Regions from separate parts of the Homo sapiens genome. Here region 1 is linked to region 2. Evidence: chromatin loops called from intact Hi-C (ENCODE). Cell type or tissue: B cell. All regions are shown on one strand. Each heading gives the region's core, and the rest is flanking DNA. Links, peaks and the distances in the headings are about the cores only.

The links. Peaks named below come from ENCODE experiments on the same cell type or tissue, not always from the same donor. Only the 100,000 strongest peaks of a DNase experiment are listed, where the experiment ranks them.
Region 1: it touches region 2 in a loop (6-fold over the local background); 1 of 110 quality-filtered maps calls a loop at or near these places.

Annotation. Positions count from the first base shown.
Region 1 is chr7:151,347,927-151,354,038 of GRCh38, forward strand. NUB1 (negative regulator of ubiquitin like proteins 1) reads left to right here. Exons shown (of 15, transcript NM_001243351.2): 3 at 1,147-1,314; 4 at 3,498-3,556; 5 at 4,886-4,956. Among named protein-coding and RNA genes, the nearest start is that of NUB1, 9.2 kb to the left of the region's middle. RefSeq lists an enhancer at 1,756-2,635. In B cell, for the core only: CTCF peaks have their summits at 2,563 (motif pointing left) and 2,763; DNase peaks (open chromatin) are centred at 2,185 and 3,305; H3K4me3 peaks cover 1,073 bases; H3K27ac peaks cover 2,403 bases.
Region 2 is chr7:150,432,307-150,438,418 of GRCh38, forward strand. LINC00996 (long intergenic non-protein coding RNA 996) reads left to right here and starts at 1,348. Exons shown (of 4, transcript NR_034033.1): 1 at 1,348-1,523. RefSeq lists enhancers at 1,489-1,588, 3,240-3,459, 3,680-3,779. In B cell, for the core only: no CTCF peak of the experiment used is centred there; DNase peaks (open chromatin) are centred at 3,245 and 3,585; H3K4me3 peaks cover 670 bases; H3K27ac peaks cover 2,227 bases.

The DNA of each region.
Region 1 (6,112 bases), core at 1,486-3,985, 910 kb after region 2:
GTTTAATGAAACATTAACCTCACATGCAGATACAGATTGAGAGGAGTATCCCGTAACTGAAATATTTGGGACTGGAAGTGTGTTTGGATTTTGGAATGTTTGCTTTATACCTACTAGTTGGGCATCCTAATCTGAAAATTCAAAATTCAAAATACTTCAGTGTGCATTTCCTTTGAGCATCTCCAGATGCTGAATTTTGGCGATTTCAGATTTTTAGATTAGAGATACTCATCTGGATTTTTTTGGGGAGGAACCATAATGACTTTGCTCTCAGTAATAACTGGTTCCCATCCTTTCTTGAGCCCTTTCAATCTTCTTTTTTTTCTCAATTCTAAAGCTCTCCCTTACAAATAGTTTTACAACTAGTACCCATGATTCACAGATTTTCATTAAGAGAATTGTTTAAGTCCAACTTGATTTGTTCTCACAAGTTTGAAAAATTGGAATATTTTCTGGGTTTTTTTTTCATTTTCCCTTCCAGTGGAGTTGAACAGTTCATTATACTTTTTAAATAGATCACAGTCACATAAGTCATAGCCCACCCTTTTCTTCTCCTTAGAAGATTCTCTATTATTATTATTATTTTACTATTTGTAGGTAGAAAACATTTATCAAATAAATGTTTTTGTTTTTTGCTTTTTGCTTTTTTTTTTTTTTTTTTTTTTTTGAGGCGGAGTCTTGCTCTGTCACCCAGGGTGGAGTACAGTGGCACAATCTTGGCTCACTGCAGCCTCTGCCTCCTGGGTTCAAGCGATTCTCCTGCCTCAGCCCCCCAAGTAGCTGGGCCTACAGGCACACGCCACCATGCCCAGCTAATTTTTGTATTTAAGTAGTTATGGGGTTTCACCATGTTGGCCAGGCTGGTCCCAAACTCATCACCTCAAGTGATGCGCCTGCCTCGGCCTCCCAAAGTGCTGGGATTACAGGCATGAGCCACCGCGCCCAGTCTCAAATAAGTGTTTTCACTTTTTCCTGGCCTCTCTAAACTCCACACCTCTCAAGATGTCAAACCACAGTGTGGACTGCAGTGTAACGGGGCGACCTCCACTCATCAGAGTTGATGGCCTTAGAGTCTTTCATGCCCTTTTCTATATTTTGCCTTTTTTTTTTTAAGTCAGTATTGCATTTTCTGATTTTTCTTGATAGGACCTTGCTAAGCAGTACTCTGACAGACTAGAATGCTGTGAAAATGAAGTAGAAAAGGTAATAGAAGAAATACGTTGCAAGGCAATTGAGCGTGGAACAGGAAATGACAATTATAGAACAACGGGAATTGCTACAATCGAGGTGTTTTTACCACCAAGACTAAAAAAAGTGAGTAATTTCCCTAAATTTGAGTAGGCACTAATGTCCAGTTAGTGATGAGGTCAAATAAATTGTTGTTGTTTGGAAAGTTACAATCCAAAGTCAGAATTCTTTTAAGTGACTTTACATATTGAACAATTTATCAGCTTGAAAGTCAATGTTACAAATTCTTAAACTGGAACATTCCCAAGGTAGGCTTTTAGAGACCCTCTTGGGCTTCTAAAATGCCACAGAGCTGTATGTCACATTCTGATCCTTTCTAGCGTGTGAACGTTGAGAAATAATGGGGAATAAAGGATTCCCAAGTTTCCTAGAAGCCTGTGCAGGAGGACACAGCACAGAAGGCTTCATCCTTTTCCTGTTCCAGTAGAGGTCAGAGGGCAGTCCGCTGAGTGCTCTCAAGCAGGGCCGAGGAGATCTGGGTGGGGTCACCTCCTCTCATTGCCATGGCCAGGTAGTTTGCATCTAGAAATGTCACTGTGGCAAGGCACCCAGAGCCTCTTGGGACTGATCGATGCCAGCACTCTCAGAAGAAATAAGAGCATAGGCTCCAGCCCTACTGGGTCTGTGGTTTTTCTCCTCATGTGCGGAGACAAGAGATCGTAGAAATAAACACACAAGACAAAGAGATAGAAGAAAAGACAGTTGGGCCCGGAGGACCACTACCACCTAGACGCGGAAACCGGTAGTGGCCCCGAATGCCTGGCTGTGCTGTTATTTATTGGATACAAGGCAGAAGGGGCAGGGTAAGGACTGTGAGTCATCTCCAATGATTGATAAGGTCACAGGAGTCATGTGTCCACCGGACAGGGGGCCTTTCCCTTGTAGGTAGACGAGGCGGAGAGAGAGGACAGCTTACGTCATTATTTCTTCTATGCTCTTCTCAGAAAGATCAAAGACGTTAATACTTTCACTTTCTGCTGCTGCTATCTAGAAGGCGGAGCCAGGTGTACAGAGCGGAACATGAAAGTGAAACAGGAGCGGGACCACTGAAGCACAGCGTCACAGGGAGACGTTTAGGCCTCTGGATGGCTGTGGGCGGGCCTGACTAATGTCAGGCCTTCCACAAGAGGTGGTGGAGCAGAGTCTTCTCTAACTACCCCAGGGAGAGGCTCCCTTTCCCAGTCTGCTAAGTAACAGGTGCCTTCCCAGGCACTGGCGCTACCGCTAGACCAAGGTCTGCTAAGTAACGAGGGCCTTTCCGGGCACTGGAGTTACCGCTAGACGAGGGAGCCCTCTAGTGGCCCTGTTCGGGCATAACAGAGGGCTCACACTTGTCTTCTGGTCACTTCTCACTGTGTCCCTTCAGCTCCTATCTCTGTGTGGCCTGGTTTTTCCTAGGTTATAATTGTAGAACAAAGATTATTGTAATATTGAAATAAAGAGTAATACTACAAACTAATAATGATATTCATATATAATCATATCTATAATCTATTTCTAGTGTAACTATTCTTATTCTATATATTTTCTTTATTATACTGGAACAATTTGTGCCCTCGGTCTCTTGCCTTGGCACCTGGGTGGCTTGCCGCCCACATATATATTAATATGTAAAACCTCATACATGAATGGTCATAGCAACACTATTCAGTAGCTGAGAGATGGAAATAGTCCAAATGTCCATCAACAGATGAAGGGATAGATAAATGTGGTCTATTCATACGATGGAAAACTGTTCACAATGCAAAGGAATGAAGTGCTGATGCGTCCACAACGTGGGTGCACCTGAAAACATGATGCTCAGGGAAGAAGCCAGACACAAAAGGCCACGTACTGCACTATCCCATTTATATGAAATGTCCGGAATAGGCAAATCTGTAGCAGCAGAAAATGGATTAGTGGTTGCCAGGGGCTGGGGGGCAAAGGGGAGGGAATGGGGTGCAGGCCATGGTGTTTCTTTGAGGGATGGTGGAAATGTTCTGAAATGTTAAAGACGTCCAGCTGTGTGAGACGGCCCCTCTGAGCAGCCCTGCCTGGTGGTGCCACGCTGCCGCCCCCTTGAGGACGTGCAGGTCACAGGGTCAGCCTGTGCTGGGTTATGTTCAGTAGACTTCTAGGCAGGCAGCATTTTAGTTTTTAACAGTGAACTCAGTTTATATCCTCTGCCGTCAGCTTTTCTGATTTCACAGGGTAATCTCTCCAAAATGGGTTAAATTCAAGTACGTTTTACTTTGTCTTATTTTTAACAGGATAGGAAAAACTTGTTGGAGACCCGATTGCACATCACTGGCAGAGAACTGAGGTCCAAGTAAGTATCTGTGTGCTCTGTGTCCTAGGTGCTCTGGGCCTTTTTACATTGGCTTATTTGATCCTCTGTGAGCGTCCTCTTAAGATAGGTAGGGCAGGTATTATCTTCATTTTATAAAAGAGAAAATTGAGGCTTTGAGGTTGAAGGACTTATTAGAGCTGTCACTGGTAGGTAAGTGGCAAAGTGAGGACTCAAGACTTGCAAGCACTATTTCCTGGTGTAACTTCCGAGCAGGTGGGAACTCCATGCCTATCATATGGTAGGCACTTGGTGCATGTTTGAGTGAATGAGTGAGTGATACAAGCAGGAGACACCTGGTACTCACTAGCTCATTAGTTTTGAATTACTATTTTTTTTCCCTAATGTATTAATAGCTTGCTATGACCTTCAGCACGGTGTTTTATCTGATTTCAGGCTGTTGGCCCATCTGTAAAACACACACACACACACACACGTTTGCCACATACTAGTGAAATCCTAACTTTGAGATCTGGTGGGTTATTTCATCTCCTTGTATGTTTTAAAATGGTGTTTGGAGCACCTCCAGGGCTAGCTAGCGGGTGTATTTCTTCAGCTGATTTTTCTCATTTCCTTCTTTGGTCTACATCAGGGCTGTCAGGGGTGGATTCAGGAAGTGGCATGCAACACACATGCGTAGAAGACCCTGTGGATCAGCCCCCGCTATGGGCTTCTCCAGGGAGACCACAGAAGGTATAGGTAGATTTTCTCCGGATGTGCAACTAGGGCTTCCTGTTCACATGGATCTACAGCACTGTGGTCTCCACTGCCTGAGGAAACAAGCAGTAAAACGGAAAGTTTAAAAAGGACCTTGTCTCCTACAGTTTCAAATAGCCGTCTAGTAAGATGGCTTTATTGTGATGTTTGTGAGTCAGTCAGTTGAAATCCTGGGTGTTTCTGATAAAATGGATAAAAGAGCTATCATGATTAAAGCCTTCTTTTAAAAAATATTTATTTTTTAGAGACAGGATCTTGCTCTGTCACCCAAGCTGAAGCACAGTGGCATAAATATAGCTCATTGCAACCTCAAACTCGCGGTTCAAGCAATCCTCCTACCCAAACCTCCCAAGCAGCTAGGGCCACAGGCATGGGCTACCAGGCCTGGCTAATTTTTAAAAATTTTTTGTAGAGATAGGATCTCTCTGTTGCCCAGGCTGGTCTTGAATTCCTGGGCTCAAGCCATCCTCCCACCTTGGCCTCCCAGGGTGTTGGGATTACAGGCGTGAGCCACCGGGCCTGGCTAATGTCTTTTTAATGGATAATAAATCGCAATTTTGTTTTCCTACAATTTTCACTGGTTTTATTTTACAGAATAGCTGAAACCTTTGGACTTCAAGAAAATTATATCAAAATTGTCATAAATAAGAAGCAACTACAACTAGGTATGTATGGCAAAGTATGCATAATTTTTTAATGAACCAAATATAGAAATAATGACTTCCCTTTTTTTCTCAATGTCTTTTCAAAAATTTGTAGCTTTATTTCATTTATAATCCAAAAGTGATTTAGAAGTTTACTAAAATAAAAATGTAAAGCAGAAAATAGCTTTTCCAATAAATATTTACTGTCTGTTCTATGATAGTGGGAAGAAAGACACTCATTACAGCTTAGATAAAATGTTAGAGAATGGAATGTAAGGTGTGCTGAGTGTAAGATGCCAGTTCCAGCAAATTCTTCTTGAAGGAGAAGAGCTAAGGCTGTGTCAGGACAGTGGGGAGGCCATGGTGGCGTGCGTTCCAGACTGAGAGCCTTATGTCAGAGCACTATGGTGTGAATTTGAGGAACTGAGGAAGGTCCAGTGTGGCTGTGTGTGGAGAATGAGGGGAGGGGAGTGCTTTTTAAGGATGGAGGGGCAAGCAGAGGCCACACTGTGAATTCCCAGGAGACATTTGGCATTGTCTGGAGACATTTGTGGTGCTTATAACTTGGTGACGGGGGAGGTTGTGCTGCTGTCATTTAGTGGGTGGAGGCTAGGGATGCTGCTGAATGTGCAATGCCCAGAACAGGCCCCACAACAAAGACTTGTCCAGTCCCAGATGTCAGTAGCGCAGCTGTTGGGAAACGAGAAACTAGATGACCTTCCTCAGTGTTAGTACATTTCTCCTAAGATACATGGGAAGACATCTGTGCTGCGGAGTGATACACAATTCTGTTTGTGTTTTAGAAAGGTCACGCAGTAGGGGAATGTATTTGAAGGTGGCATGAGTTGACTTGGGGAGACCAGTTAGCTACTGCAGCCATCCATACAAGCACTGTAGCCCACTGGTTTCCAGTGCGTTCCTGTGGCCTCGAGAATGAAGTCCACATTTCTTAGCTTGATCTAAGACAGCCCTTCACAGCTCACCCTAGCCTTGCTTTCCAGCGTCATCTCTAGCAATTTCCCATTGTCTATTTTAGATGTCATGGATATCTTTTCACTGTTGCCTCATCCCTCTGTTAATTCTGTTTGTGGCATCCTTCATTGGACAGAAACCTTGATTTTGATGTCATCAAATCCATTGCCTATGGTTTGTGTTTTGTTGAAGTCCTTTCCCTAAC
Region 2 (6,112 bases), core at 2,142-4,641:
ACACAGTCTGGTGGGAGGGGGCAGATGATGAAAGCAGAAGACAGGAAAGACAAAGACTTCTTGGTGTTATCTTCCATGGTGAGTGTGCAGTTTCCATATTCTCCAGCTATGAACTTGAACTCAATGGGAGAAATCTCCCAGTAAGATGTTATGTGGGTGGTGGCCGAGTAGGGGTGGGTTGGTCGCTGTGAACTGTCTGAGACTCTCCTGTCTTAACATTGGAGAAATGGAGACTTGAAGAGGTGAAGCAAATTTCCCTAGATGACTTGGGAACGTTGGGTTGTGGGGAGTTGGGTTTGAACTTGGACATTCAGTTTTGAATCCACGTGCTTACAGAGGGGTAGAGAAGGCTCTAGGGCATGAGAGTCAATTACTCAGCAGAGAAGGGAAAGGGAGAAGATTTCACACATTCCTGCCCTTCTGAGTTGATTTCAATCCTATCTGAGTAATAGACATCATTATGGTTAATATTTGTCTCTGATTGGTCGTCTTTGTTTTGACTCCCCCTGAATTAAGGATTCAAGGGCAAGTAGTTTATTTGAGAGTGGATCCCGAGAAACCCTGGTGGGGGAGTGGGAAAGTGAGAAAGAGAGGAGGCCACTGGAGGATGACTGGTAAGTTCATTTCCACTTTGGGCCACTGAGCTTGATCCTGCTGGGGAACCCTGGCAGGTACGTCTCAGATGCCAACCATGGAGCAAGAACACAGGGGTGTTCTTTCCATCTGGCCTTGGTGGCAGCATCTCCCAGGGGCACTGTGTCCCTGGTGCTCTGGTCTGTGGAGAGTCATAGGTGCTCTTGTTAAGCATCTGTGTGCACGGAGAGGAGAGTGCTTGGGAGGGATAGGGGGTGGCATCAAGGGCATCTGCAAACCTCAGGCAGCTGGAGGATGGCCAGGTGGCTGCCTCTCTGTAGCTCGTGTCCTGAAGTGTCTTTCTGTGCCCACTTATTTGTGCTCGACCTTGGGCTGCAAGTTTGTTGATAGTTACAGGGGGTGGCTCCAGCCACCGTGTTGGGTGTCTCACCCTGTCCAACCCCTGATCTTTATTGTGGACCAGGCTATAGACAGATCTTTGTCAGCTGCCCCTGTGAGTCTTCTGTGCAGACACCTTCCTGTGGAAGAGTTGGTCTCTGGTCACTGTTTCAAGTCTCTGCTGCGGCCACAGCTTTCTTATCTCTCACTTTGGGGATCTCAGGAAATGAGACACCAGGAGGTGTCTGCTGTACAAAATCCTATTTGCTCAAGGAACCTGCATATCTCAGCTCATGTTTCTTAATCATTTTTCTGATTCTAAAAAGTCGATGACAAAACTTCGATAGAAACACAGTTCTAGCATTTGGGATTGGAGGAAGAAGTGTATTCAGCATTCTACCTTCTTCCTGATTCTGTGAGCTTAGACCTGCTTCCACTTTCAATCTCTCTCATTGCAGGCTGAAGAGGACTGGCCTTTCAGTGGCCCTCGTGGAACGGTAGGAAGCTGAGCTGGACTCTCTGCCACATCGTTCGGTTCCCACAACAGCCTGGTAGGTCGGGGTAGTCACTTCCATTTGGGAGATGAGGAAGTCGAAGGAGAGAGCTAGAGTGAGCCAGAACTTAGGGCTGATCACAAATTGGATGAGTAATTGAGATAACTAGGATGGCCCCTAGCTAAGGCTGCAGGCAATGCCCCAAGGAGACTGTCACCTTTTTGTTACAATTTTCCAGGGTGTGATAGGACTTAGGAGGATGGTGTGTCTGTCCCTAGGACTGTAGGTTGTTCTAGAGAAAAACAAAATTTTAAGGACTTTTTCTTTGTGCATATGCCTCAGGTAGGCATCATGTGGGCCTAGGCAATAGGACCTAGGAAGGAGACTCCCCTGTTCCCAGGCCTGCCGCTCCTACTCAGGAGGCTGAAGGGTCCCCACCCCAACTAACCACAGAGTCAGACACATTCTTCCTAACACACCTTCCTCCCGACCTCCCAGCTTCCCTCTTTGTCACTGAAGTCATAGACTTTTTTTTTTGAAGAATTATCAACCTAAATAACAAACAGAAGCGATTCTCCAAAGATGATGAATTTATTTGGAAATGAGCAGCATGATTGTGATGCGGAGTGCCCGTGCCACAGCAGCCATGGGCGCATCCAGGAGGCTGAGGCAAGGGGAAGCTTTTAAGGGCACAAGGAAGACTGGGTGTGGTGACTCACGCCTATAATCCCAGCACTTTGGGAGGCTGAGTCGGGTGGATCACTTGAGGTCCGGAGTTCAAGACCAGCATGATAAACATGGTGAAACCCCATTTCTACTGAAAATACAAAATTAGCTGGGCATGATGGCACATGCCTGTAATCCCAGCTACCTGGGAGGCTGAGGCAGGAGAATCGCTTGAACTTGGGAGGCAGAGGTTGCAATGAGTCAAGATCGTACCATTGCACTCTAGCCTCGGCAATAAGAGCGAAACTTGGTCTCAAAAAAATAAAGGCAAAAGGAGGAGTGCACAGGAGTTGTTGAGTTGTTTTTGAACAAAGAGAACATTGGTTACTTGGGCACAGGAGTTGAGGTCAGATTCTTAGTGGAGATGGCATGTGAGGTGAGAGTGCTCCAACATGTGGCCGGCCGTCCAGTGACTCCTGTGGCAGGCTGCAGTTGGGAAGGCCCTTGGAAATAGTCCTTATTACAGGCATATGTGTGTCACAGCCTTCAGAGAGTCTTTGTAATAGTCCTTTTTTTTCCTTTTCTTTTTAGAAATGGGGTCTTGCCTTGTTGCCCAGGCTGGAGTGCAGCAACGTGATCATAGTTTACTGTAGCCTGGGCTCAACTCCTGGGCTCCAGTGATCCTCCCGCCTCAGCCTCACAAGTAGCTGGGACCATAGGTGTGAGCCACTGTGTTTGGCTGTAATCGTTGTTATTGTAGGCGCATGTGCATGAGGACCCTCCCTTCTTAGGCTCCTGACTCTACTTTGCTTGGGTTTGAAACAAGTGACTCCATCTTGAAATGGACAACTGGCACAGAATAGAGCATTTCAAGGGCAGATTAGATGGCAACTTAAAAAAAAGGTAAAGAAAAATTAAAGAAAAAATTAAAGGTAAGGAAAAATTTACACTTTCTAGGAACTTCACGAAGGAAGGGAAACATGAGACAAAGAAAGAGAAGTGGTTATCAGAAACTAAACTGCACGAGGCTTGTGAGGTTTCTCATGTTCCTCCTGGAACTTCCTCCTAGACTGTATTCTGCCATCTGCTCTGGGGTCACGAGGGAAAGGGCCCCTCTCCTTTCATGGCCTAGAAAGCGTGGCTCTGAGCCATTCTTTGGGCTGAGGTGGGTGTCTGGGGTGCTGGTGGGGACAGCCAGGCCCTGCCTTCCTGGGTACCTCTTGCTGCTTGTCAACAGACCCTGCCCTCCATACTGTGAGGGATTGAAGGATTAACTCCAATTCTTTCCTGTCCTCCATTCATACCCATGCCATTGCTCATCTTGGGCGGACTGTATTTCCCTGCCCATTGAGTTTCGGTTTGGTCTTGTGACTTGCTTTGGCCACTAGAATGGGGCAAAGTGAGAGGGTTCCCGTTCTCAGCCTGCCCCTTGTAAGACCCTGCAGGCTTCTGCTGGCCTCCTGGGTTTCTGCCCTTGCCTGGGGGCTTTCCCTGGGTGGTTTCGGTTCCTTCTACTTGGTACCTGAAATGAAGACATGTGGGACAAAGCCACTCCAGCTGACCTAGAGATCAACAAGATGAAGCCAGTAGACCCACAGATGACTGAGAAATGTGTTTATTGCTGTATCTGTGCCATGTCGATTTTTGTGGTTGTTTGCTGTATGTCACTATTTTGGCAATAGCTATATATTCCCTTTTCCTTCTTCTCTGTGCTCTGGTCTGAATTAATGCCTCTTTGTTTCATCTCATTTCCCATTGCTTTTCACTTTATTATAAAAGCACTGCAATTTATACATTGAAGCAGAAAAGAAGGGTGGAATCCCCATAATTCCATACCCTTCTGTGAATACACTGGTGTCCAGACTGTTGGAATATATTCATTTATTCTCTCTTCATATGTACATTTAAAAGATGAATCAATTCTTTTTTTTTTAAAAGCAAATTGTTTCATTTAACAATACATGGTAAATATACTTGGTGTTAGTGCTGTCTTCAGGGTTCCGTGGAGCGTTTTACAGTCTTCTTTTTAGCACCCTCCTAAAGATGTTGAAGGAGGTGGGTGATGGGGTTGCCTGACTCCTTCACCAGGAGCATCCTCACATCCATCTCTTTCACACATTGGGGTTTCACATGCGCGTTTATTTGCAAAACAGGGCTCTGCTACAAAAATCACCAGTTGAAAATCACCAATCTAAAAACTGCTTTTTATGTGTTTTAATGATATACCATGCAACATTATTATAACCAATCCCTTATTTGAAAATTTAGGTTGTTTTGGGTTTTATAATTAAAATCACATGCTTATGGCATATATTTGTGTATACTCTTAATTATTTCCTTACAATAAATTATTAGAAGTGGACATATAATTTCTATAAGTGTAGGTATAAAATCCTGGCAGTAGAATTTCTAAAAGTGGAAAGCATATGTTCATGTAAAGGCTGCTAAATTGCCAAAATACCCTCCCAAAACCTTATCAGTTACTCTTCCACTGGCAGTGATGCCAGGTAGAACCTCTGACTGTTTGGCAAATGAATGTTTGTATCTTGTGGCTTTAAATTACTGTTCTTTACTAATTAAATGAGGCTATTTCTTCATATAGTTATTACCATTTGCATATCTTGTCTTGTGAATTTTTTGTTTATGTGCTTTGAGCATTTTTTTTGACTAGGATGTCATCTTTTTCTCATTGATTTATAATACCACTTATATATGCTATGTTAGAAAGAATGCTGGATTATAATTTGATGTATTAAGATGGTCTGGCTGGCATTACAGATTAGTAGAGAGTAGAGGATGAAATATCCAATAAGCAGTGCTAGGACAACTAATTATTTATATGAAAAAATAAAATTTTATATATATAATTTTTTAAATTATAAATTTTATAATTATAAATTATAAAAATAAGAACACTCTGTTGCTCAGGCTGGAGTGCAGTGGTGCGGTCTTGGCTCACTGCAACCTCCACCTCCCAGGTTCAAGTGATTCTCCCGGCTCAGCCTCTCGAGTAGCTGGTAGGTGAGCCCCACCATGCCCCCACTAATTTTTTGTATAGAGATGGGGTTTCACCCTGTTGGCCAGGCTGATCTCGAACTCCTGACCTCAAGTGATTCACCCACCTCGGCCTCCCAAAGTGCTTGGATTACAGGCGTGAGCCTCCGGGCCGGTCATAAAATTACATTTTTATCTCACTCTATTCACAAAAAATTCCACTGTGAAAAAAAATAAAGCTTCCAGAAGAAATATGAGGAAGATTTTCCAGTTTTTAAGGTACACAAAAAAAGCACAAATCATAAGAGAAAATATTGATAATTTTGACCAGATCAAAGTTCTGTATAATAGAAGACATTATAAACTACATCAAAATACAAGCCACAGACTTTGAAAAGACACCTGCAAAGCATAAAATAGTGAATTATTAGTACAGATGCTCCTTGATTTACGAAGGGATTATGTCCTGATAAATTCATTGTAAGTTGAAAATATAAATGGAAAAGGCATTTAATATATCTAACCTATGGAACATCATAGCTTAGCCTAGCCTACCTTAAACATGCTCAGAACAACCACCCGAGCCTATAGTTGGGCAATAGTCATCTAACACAAAGCCTATTTTATAATAAAGTATTGAAAAATCTCATGGAATTTATGAAATACTGTGGAGCGTTATGAGAAAGTATTGTACTGCGTATTGCTAGTCTGGAAAAAGATCAAAATTCAAAATGCAAAGTACAGTTTCTACTAAATGCATATCGCTCTCTACTATTGTAAAGTTGAACAATTGTAAGTCAAACAATCCTAAGTGTAAGTCAGGGACTATTTGTACATAGAACATAGAAAAATGGATGTGGTGTCTCACACCTATAATCCCAGCACTCTGGGAGGCCGAGGTGGGAGGACTGCTTGAGCTCAGGAGTTTGAGATCAGCCTGGGCAACATGGCGAAAGCCCATCTTACAAAAAAATACAAAAATTAGC